Linked DNA regions of Homo sapiens: region 2 is linked to region 1. A link is an interaction called in ENCODE POLR2A ChIA-PET data of the cell type or tissue named here. Cell type or tissue: MCF 10A. All regions are shown on one strand.

What was found. ChIA-PET counts read pairs that join two places held together with the same protein. Peaks named below come from ENCODE experiments on the same cell type or tissue, not always from the same donor. Only the 100,000 strongest peaks of a DNase experiment are listed, where the experiment ranks them.
Region 2: POLR2A ChIA-PET joins it to region 1 with 17 read pairs; 8 of 35 experiments call an interaction of 5 or more read pairs at or near these places.

Annotation. Positions count from the first base shown.
Region 1 is chr16:81,528,964-81,533,963 of GRCh38, forward strand. All of the region lies in intron 1 of CMIP (c-Maf inducing protein), which reads left to right. It overlaps MIR7854 (microRNA 7854), which reads left to right and starts at 4,939; the gene lies at 4,939-5,000. RefSeq lists enhancers at 3,317-3,818, 3,819-4,318. In MCF 10A, no CTCF peak of the experiment used is centred here; DNase peaks (open chromatin) are centred at 1,548 and 2,698.
Region 2 is chr16:81,599,096-81,604,095 of GRCh38, forward strand. The region is part of intron 1 of CMIP (c-Maf inducing protein); the gene reads left to right. Among named protein-coding and RNA genes, the nearest start is that of MIR6504, 9.8 kb to the right of the region's middle. In MCF 10A, no CTCF peak of the experiment used is centred here; DNase peaks (open chromatin) are centred at 156, 506, 2,186 and 2,946.

The DNA.
Region 1 (5,000 bases):
CACCCATCCCTCCATCTATCCGCCCATCCCTTTATCCCTTCATCCATCACTTACTGATGGCTTTACCCATTGTAAATCAGGCCTTGGCTAGATACAGATGAATGAGCTGTGGTCCTTGCCTTTGAAGTATTCCCCCATACTGTGACAAATGATTAAATAGTTATTCATAATGCAGCATGACACGGATATAAGGGGGGAAGAAGAGAGAGGTCTCTAGGGCAGGTTGGGAGGATGAAGAAAAGCTTTCTGGAGGTCACAATGCTATTGCTGCATCTTGAGAATATCTTGGGATGGGCCCGTGAGGGAGGGTAAAGAGAGAGATTGGGGGCACATGGTTTCTCAGATGGTACATGATACAGAGGGTAGCCATGCTTGGGACACTCAGTGAGCCCCGAGTCACCGAGTGTGGGTGGGCAGAGTGTGAGGGGCTGGGTGACATAGATGGCTCTGGATCTGTCAGCAGTTTGGTTGGGGCTTGTTGGTCTTCGAGGAGATGGGCTGTGAAACTGTGGGGCAGTGAGATCTGTGTGGTGGACAGACTCATGGGCCCTCAAAGATGCCCATGTCCTACTCCCCAGAAATGGAATATGCTGCCTGCAGGATGAAGAGGATTCCGCAGAGGAGACTGGGTTGAGGAGCTTGGGATGGGGAGGTTACCCTGGATTATCCAGGGGGGCCAGTGTCATCACAGGGGTCCCTACCAGGGACAGAGGGAGGTGGGAGAGTCTGAGTCTGAGGAGGAGATGTGCGGAGGCAGAGAGCAGCCTTGCAATTCCCGGCTTTAAGATGGAGGAAGGAGCCACCAGCCAAGGAATGCAGGCAGCCTTGGAGAACGGGCAAGGATACTCCTTCTCCTCTGGAGGCTCCAGAAGGAGCCAGCCCTGCCCACACCTTGATTTTAGCCTTGTGAGGCCGTGTTGGGCTCTGACCTCAAGAACTGTAAGAGAAGAAGCCATTGCGTGTGTGGCCATTTGAGCAGCCATAGGAACCTTATACATGGGCAGGTGCAGGGACATCTGAAAACCTTTGTACGAGGGTCCGCATTAACAGTGAGAGGATAGGGTTTTTGGCTGGGGACAGTAAGACCATCATCACTGCGTGAAAACCTTCTCAAAGAGTCCATCTTTCAGTCAGGCCGCTATAAATTTATCTCTATAGATCATTCGTTGTTAAAATTAAGCCCAGGGGGAAAATCAGACTCATTCAGGATCAAGGAAAGTCACAGAATCTGATCCATTCCTACCAGGGTCCCACGTCTTATGAGGCTCCAGCCTTCTTACTAGAGGATTCTGATACTTTATTACCCCAGGCGAATGTGATTTGAGTAGAGTCCTGCTTTTGGGGGAAATAAAATCCCAGTAAAGGTGGATCCGGATCCCTCAGGGACCTAGGTGCAGTTCCTGTTCCTCCCGTCTCGCCTCTGTTGCGCTGCAAGGTGGGGTGTGTAGTGAGTATCACTGTAACCTGTACTTTTCTAAAGTCAAACAGATTTCTCTTGGTGGGAGGACGTGTCTTTTGTGGGATCGGTGTAGCCCGTCTGAGTCAGTGACTCACCTGGCACCCCTGGCAGCTGACTTTCCTGGCAGTTCACTCGAGTCTCTTGCCTCTGCTCACAAAAGCCTGCGCCTTTATTCAGCTTTCCTCACCGCTTCCCAAGGCAGAGCAGAGCCTCTCCCGCCCGCCTCCCACATCTCTCCCTTAGCTGGGTGCCCGCGTGGCTGCTACCTCCGAGGCTTCTGTGTCACCGGGTAGTGGAAATGTCACCGAGTGTCAGAGCTTCGAGCCTCCTCCAGATCCATCCAAGGTGGCATCACTAAGTGGCATTTGTGTGCTAGGCACGTACCCTCTTTTACATACATTATCTTCGATCAGTTCAGCTTCTTCTGCATAAAAAAGAAATTTCTCTACCGTCCCAGGGAGAATAATTGGAAAAGCGAGCCCTGAGTACTCAGCCCACCCGCCCTTCTCCTGCTGAACTGTCGAACGTAGCCACCAGCTAGCCTGAGCTTGTTCTGATGTCTTCTGGGATCGTCATTGTTATGGGTTGAACTGTAGCCTTCAAAAGGCACGTTTACGCTGTAGTCTCTGTACCTGTGAGCATGACCTTCTTTGGAAATAGGGACTTTGCAGATGCGACCAAGTTAAGATCATGCTGGAGGTCATGCGGGAGGTCATGCTGGAGGAGAGTGGGCCCAAATCCAGTGACTGTGTCCGTAAAAGATGAGGGAAACTTAGACACAGAGAGACACACAGGGACGAGCACCGTGTGACAGCAGAGACAGATTCAGCTGCTAGCCAAGGAATGCCAAGGATTTTGGCAGCCCCAGAAGCCCCAGAAGCTGAGAGAGGTGTGGAGCAGATCCTGCCTCAGAGCCTCCGGAGGAAATCAACCCTGTTGACATCTTGACTTAGGACTCTCAGCCTCCAGAACTTTAAGAAAGCACATTGCTGATATGCAGGCCACCTGGTTTATGGTCTGTTGTTCAGGAGGCCCTTGGGACATCAATGCCCTCAGTCCAGTCTCGATTCTACGACCCTACCCGTGTTTTGTTTTTCACACCAGGCCGTCTCTACCCGCATGGTTAGTGCTGACCAAGTAGGAAGTTGGGACACTTGAGGCATCTCTGTGACGTGCTCACATGGCTTGAGGAGGCTCGGGCCACACCTCGAGGGGCAAGCCTGGGCCTGCCGCCCGACCTTTGCTTGGAGAACTGGGTTCACTGGGTTTAAGAATCATTCCTTTTCCTTCCAAGTTAACTGCTTTCAAGAGGTCAACCCGTGTGTCATGGCTTTTCCCAGACTGGCTGATTCAAACCATGTCACCACCAGGAAGGGGGAAACAGAAGATGATTGACTAAGAAACATTCATTTCTGTTGCAAATTACTAGTTGGGGCTAGTTGTTGATTATCTCACCTCCATTGCTATTTGTATTTAGAAATGGCTCATAAATTTGCTTACATGGGTTTGGTTTGTCTTCTAAATGAAATGATTGCACTGCACATACTTCTAAAACTGTCCTGCGATTTGATAGCTTCCATTTCATGGCGCTTCTTCTGGATGTCAGGCACTAAGTCGGGCGCTTTATTCTGTAGTTCTCCTAGCAATCTGGTGAGCTCCACTCTACAGATAAGGAAATCGAGGCCAAGGACAGCTAAAGAAGCGAGGTGCGCAAGGTGCCCAGGTCCGAAGTGTTTCCGCTGCTTTCAGACTGCAGTCCCAGGGCTCAGGAGTCCATGCTTTCTGCGTATCTTCACGCTGGCCACGGATCACCTCATCATTAGATGTCGAAGTTGAACAAGTGGTGTTCACATTCGGACGTGTGTTAGGTAGAAGTGTGTGTGCACCTGCGTGTGCGTGTATGTTCCACACGCTGATGCAGGAGGTATACGCACAGATATAATTGTCTTTTAGAAGATTGACTATCACTAATTTTGAAAAATTTCCTGAATGACCTTTCCTGCCAGGCCAATACATTGAGCCCAACAGATAAATCCCTGAACTTATTCGCAGTCTCTAAGTACCTTTAGAATCCCGGGGGTCGCCCTGAGCCTCCCCAGGGACTAGCGCTGTTGCCCTCGCTCAGTCTCGCCACCACAGGAGGCCTCGGCTTGCCCAGCAGCTGAGTCGGGAGAACCTTTCCCAGGTCCCGAGGCAGCGGGAGGCGAAGCCAGGAGACCCACCTGGTGCCAGGGAAGAGCTGTCACCTGGGCCTTTCCTCCAGGAGCCTCCAAGGAAGGTGGAGGTGTGACATCAGAGTGTTGGGATGTGGAGGGGTGTGACTCCCTGGGATGCAGCTCTGTGCCCTGACTCCAGTGTGCCATGCTTGGCTGATCTCTCAATGATTAACTGTGTGACCTTGGACACACCGTGTTGCCTCCTGCGCCTCTCTGCCCAGACAGCATGGCAAGTGAAAGCCTCCCTCCCTTACTGATGGTGTGATCTGGGCTGCCTCCTTGGACACGCCAAGCCTGCTGTGCCTCGAGGCCTTTGCCCTGACTGCTTCCTCTGCCTGGGATGCCTGTTGTCTAAACACCCACACCACACGCTCCCTCGCTTCCCTCCTGTCTCCTGTCAGAAGTCACCTCCTTGGGCTGTCCTTGATCATTCCATCCATCCAAAAAGTTGGCACCCACTCCCACAATTTTTTATTTCTCGTTCCCTGACTTACGTTTTTTTCTCCTGAGCATATGTTATCATCTGACAGACCACGCGTTTCTTACTTATTTTGTTTATTATTCCATCCCACTAGAAAGGCAGGGGTTTGCCTGTTTTTTCCCCATGACTGTATCCCCAGCATTTAGAACAGGGCCTGGCACCTGCTAGATGCTCAGTACATAGTTTTGAGTGAGTGAACGAATGAATGAATCATCAGTCAGTCAAACTTTGCAGCACTCACTTTGTCCATTGGAATAAAGTTTGCCTGTTAAGTACATGGTAGCCACTCAGTACATGGTAGCTAAGGTTATGTGCATGATTTTTTATATTATTGTCATTATGTGCTTTATTGTTTTTATTTTTATTTTTATTTTTTTGAGACGGAGTCTCTTTTTGTCACCCAGGCTGGCATTCAGTGGTGTGATCTTGGCTCACTGCAGCCTCCGTCTCCCGGGTTCAAGCAGTTCTCCTGTCTCAGCCTCCAGAGTAGCTGGGACTATATGCACGTGCCGCCATGCCCAGCTAATTTTTTGTATTTTAGTAGAGACAGGGTTTCACCGTGTTGCCCAGGCTGGTCACAAACTCCTGAGCTCAGGCAGTCCACCTGCCTCTGCCTCCCTAAGTGCTGGGATTACAGGCATGAGCCACCGCGCCTGGCCTATGTGCTTTATTTTTACAATCAGAGGGCTGCACTAGCAGATCTGAGAGCATGACCGGGGTGGAGTCCATGCAGGGCCGCAGGGAACACTAGTCAGAAGGAGGCAGTGAACCTCTCCTGCCCTTTCCTTCCATCTCCATCACCTTGAGCATCTTCTGGGCAGCTGAGGTGACCGCAGATGGGAAG
Region 2 (5,000 bases), 70 kb after region 1:
AAAATAGACACAGTCACCCCAACTCTGCAGCCATTGAGAAAGGTGCAGGCAGCTCCCCTGTGCCCACAACACCAAGGGCACAGCTGGGTTGCAGCCCAGCTCACCAGTGGATCACAGTAATAATAACAACAGCCCCGGGGCAAGGAGAGGTCATATTACCTGAGGGAAACCAGGGGAGGGAGAGTGTGAACGGCATTTGAGATTTCTTCTGGGACCAAGGCCCAAACCGGCCCTTCTAGGATCATATCGTTACCTGCCACTTTGCGTTTGCTGTATGACTTTCCGTTTGTGAGATTAAAAAGAACATGAAATATTTTGACGGGCCTTCCCCAAATGAGCATCCATGGGTTTCTGCCTTGGAGGCCAAGCTGATCTATAGGTGTCTGAGGACCTGCTGCGTGGGGTAGCAACAGAAGGGTGGACCTGAGGCCCCTGCCATGCTGGTTCCAGCTGTGGCTTTGGCTGTGGTCCCAGCTCCTTTCTCATAATATGTACTTGAGGTGTGTGAGCACAAAGGTACACAAATTGGAGTTTGCCTCTGGCCAGAGGAATTTGGCATAACAGAGGGATGGAAGTTGCTGTCTTGGGGGGTTACGAAATTGAATCCTGGGCCTGTCTTATAAGAGCAGGAGGCCTGTGTGAGACATCCCCTGCTCTGTGCCTCAGTTTCTTCCTCTGTAGCATGTGGATAACAGGGATAAAAACAGCCTCCCCGCCTTAGCATTGTTGTCAAGTTAAATGAGGGATTATATATAAAGCTCTTAGCATGGTGCTGGCCACATGGTAACTGCTTGATGAATGTTAACCACGGGCACCTGTGAATGTCCATATGGGTGGGGTGTAGTGAGGCTAGCGTCTGCATAGCAGGTGTCCTTCCTTCTGTCATCATTAAAAAAAGATATATGGCAGCAGTGGTGGCTCACGCCTGTAATCCCAGCACTTTGGGAGGCAGAGGTGGGTGGATCACAAGGTCAGGAGTTCAAGAGCATCCTGACCAACATGGTGAAACCCTGTCTCTACTAAAATTACAAAAATTAGCCAGGAGTGGTGGTGGGTGACTGTAATCCCAGCTACTCAGGAGGCTGAGGCAGGAGAATCACTTGACGGGAGGCGGAGGTTGCAGTGAGCCAAGATCGCACCACTGCACTCCAGCCTAGGCGACAGAGTGAGACTCCATCTGAAAAAAAAAAAAAAAAAAAAAGATATATAAAGCTGGCTCTTCACTATAGTCAAAAGATAGAGACAATCCATGTGTCCATCAGCAGATGAATGTATAAACATGTGGCCTGCCCATACAATGGAATGTCAGTCAGCCATGAAAGGAATGCGGTTCCGACTCATGCCATAGCACAGATAAACCTCAAAAACAGTAAGTGAAAGGAGCCAGGCACAAACAGCCACAAAGTATGTGATGTCATTTATGTGACATGTCCAGAACAGGCAAGTCCCATTGATAGATACCAGGCTAGTGGCTGCCTGGCGCCTGGGGATGGGGTAGCAGGGAGTGACGACTTAATGGTATGGGGCTTCCTTTGGGAGTAAAAACATCTCAGAACTCGATAGAGATGATGGTGACACAGCATCAGGAATGGACTCAATGCCCGTGAATTGTACATCTTAAGTGATTAATGGTTAGTTTTACGTTCTGTGAATTTTACTTTGAATTTTAGAAATGCAGCCAGGGGAGGTGGGGACTGAAGCCCATTCTCCCAGCGCAAGCCACTTTGAGCACCACTGCGTATGACACTGTGATGGCAGCCTCATCATTAGTGTTGTTGGTGTTGTTGCTGTTGACTGTCTAAGCAGGGCTGCCATCCAACTTCTCGTTTCTCCTTTGGGGCCCCAGGGTGTGTGTGCAGGTCCAGCAAATCCTTCCTTACAGTGGGGTGGTGCCACGTGGAACCCGACTGTGCAGCATGGGTGTCCCCTGTGTGATAATTCAAGCCGCTTCCACGTAGGGAGAGAGGGGACTTGACTCCAGCCCAGCACATCCACCCAGCTGTCAGGGCCACACATGCCCCATGACAAACAGCTGCTGTTTTCAACCCCATCCCCGACTGGGCAAGGTTTCTCTGGCCTCGGGAATAAGCTCATGGGAGGATTTTCCAGACTGGCTTCTTTTGGGGTCCGGGAGCTCCTCCCTTCCCTGGCACATGTTTTGAGTCAGCCTGGACGTCATGATTCGTATTCACTTTGAGAGGAATCCCCATGGAAACCAGCAGGCAGGTTTGGGCAGGAGGGAGCTGGCTCACCACAAAGGCAAGGGAAGGCGAAGGCTAGGTGTCTTCTGCCAGCATCGGGGGCCCAATGGGGGCTCTTTCTGGGGGGGTCAGCTCACCCCATTCCCCACCCACTCTGGAAGCAGGTCTGAGGCCATATCTGGTTTGGAATGCCAGTTCTGAAGATCTCTGGGGGTTCACATGGGACCCTCATGAGGTCCTTCTAGGCCCTATTTTTTCCAGCCCAGATCCAGCATTGTGTGCCACTGGACAGGGGGCTCACCTGGAAACAGGCAGAGGTGAAGTATCTCTTCCTGGTCTGGCAAATGCAGGATCCCCCAAAACTAGCTCCATATCTGTCCCCGAGAGCAAAAAGACAAAGGCAGAGTTCACCGACCCATTCTCCAGCTCCCATGGAAGGCAGCGTCCCCCGGGGCCAGAACCCCAGCTTGTGGGCTGCCGCATCTCCAATACCCTCTGGGCACCGTCACCTTGCGGGCACTCAGTTAGCGAGCGGTCCCACCAAACCTACCTGGGTTCGCTCCTTGCTTCTCACATGGCCCTGTCAAGCTGGTGGCCCAGGACAAAAGCCCCTTAGCCTTGGCCAGGGCTCTCCGGTTCCCTTTAATATCCATTTAATGAGAGCAATTTGGCAACAACGTAAAACGTGCTCTTGCCCTTTGTCCCAGTAATTCCATTTCTGGGAATCTGGCCTAAGGAAATAATCCTAAATATAGGGTAGAAAAACATGTTTCACAAGGATGTTCACTGCGGAGTTGTGCATGGCAGCATAAAATGAAACAGTGGCACTGTCCCTGAGGGAGGGGGTGAGAGCAGGGATGAAATTGATGGTGGCGGAATATTTTATAGCTGCTACAGTGAGAGTTCTGGAGCTTGCCATTCAGAGCAGGGACATCTATGTGCGATAATGTGGGGAAAAAAAAGGCGTTACAAAATTCTTTGTACTGTATGATTTCGGCTTTATAAAAAATTATATATTAAAATAATCAGGAAAGTCACACACCAGAGTGCTAATGAGTGGTCTTGATTGGATTTTTATGGGAAAGATTTTATTCGTCATCTTCCAAATTACCTTGTCTTCACGCATTGCCTTTTTCAGTCAGGTTTGCGTTGTAATTTACATACAGTAAGAGTCACGCTTTTAGCGTGCAGATCTGTGAGTTCTGACAAATGTATACAGCCAAGTGACATCGCCCCCACAGTCAATACAGAGAATATTCCCATCACCCCCAAGAGTCCCCCTGCCCCTCGCCCGCCCCAGCGGCTGGCAACCATGGGTGTGATTTCAGCCCCTGTAGTTTTGTTTATTTCAGGATGTCATATAAATGGAATCATACAGTATGCCTTACACTGCTCTTAACGTTTAGGAAAAAAATTTTTCGTCTGCTTATTGTTCTCTTAGCTGTACATCTTAGAGCAGGATTCCCTACCATCCCTCAATGGAGGAGAATTTTAATGTTCTTTCTTATCCAATTCAGCCTCCTACCCCAGACAGGAATCTCCTCCCCTGGAGCTCCGGTCGTCATGTTCAGCTTACCAGGGAATTATCAGTTATCTGTAAAATAATCCCAGCGATAGGAAAGTACCCAGAACGGCAGAGGTGCCTGGGCAGTGTTAGCTCATATCTGAGCCCAAGGAACAGCAGCGTTCAGAGGCTTTCCATCCCAATCCAGCCCATGTCCCCTGCAAGCCTCCCGTGTTCCTGCCCAGTGATAGCACTACAGCAGCAGCAGTTTTTTTTGTTTGGTTTTGTTTTGTTTTTGAGAAGGAGTCTTGCTCTGTTGCCCAGGCTACAGTGCAGTGGCGCGATCTCGGCTCACTGCAAGCTTCACCTCCCGGGTTCACGCCATTCTCCTTCCTCAGCCTCTCGAGTAGCTGGGACTACAGGCACCCGCCACCACGCCTGGCTCGTTTTTTTAGTATTTTTAGTAGAGACGGGGTTTCACCATGTTAGCCAGGATGGTCTCGATCAAGGTGACGTCATGATCCGCCCACCTTGGCCTCCCAAAGTGCTGGGATTACAGGCGTGAGCCACCGCGCCCGGCCTTGTTTTTGTTTTTAAATAAACATTTTCTTTTAGGACAGTTTGAGATGTATAGGAAAGCGACGAGGATACCCCAGAGTTCTCACACATCCGCAGTCTGCTTCCCCAGCTGCTAGTATCTTAGTCTGTGGGCTGCGTTTGTCACAACTTGTGAACCAATATTGATACATGATTGCCGAAGTCCACATTTTATTAGGTTTCTTTAGGTTTTCCGTGATGTCCTTTTTCTGTCCCGGGATCCCATCCAGGATCCCCACAGTACCTGTAGTCACGTCTCCCAAAACTTCCCTTGGCTGGGATAGCTGCTCAGGCTTTCCTCATGTTTAATGAGCACTGGTCAGGAGTTTTGAGGAAAGTCCCTCAGTTATGGTTTGTCTGATATTTTTCTGATGGTTAGACTTGGGTTATGGGTTTGGGGAGGAAGACCCCAGAGGCAAAGATTGGTCTTTCTCAAAATAGTTCGTTTGATTGCGTTCTTTAGTTTGTTCCAGGTACTGTGCTGAGTCCTTGATAAACTGGATCTCTGGTAATGCTCCCAGGAATTCTACCTATTAAATAAATTCTCATCTTAACCAGTAGAGGAAATGAACTCAGAGAGGGGGAGTAACTTGCCTAAGGACACACAGTAAGCGGCCCAAACACAAGTCTCCTTGGTCCTAAAAAGTCTGCTTTTGGCCAAATGCTGCTTCAGGCAGTAGGCATGCAGCTTGTCTGCT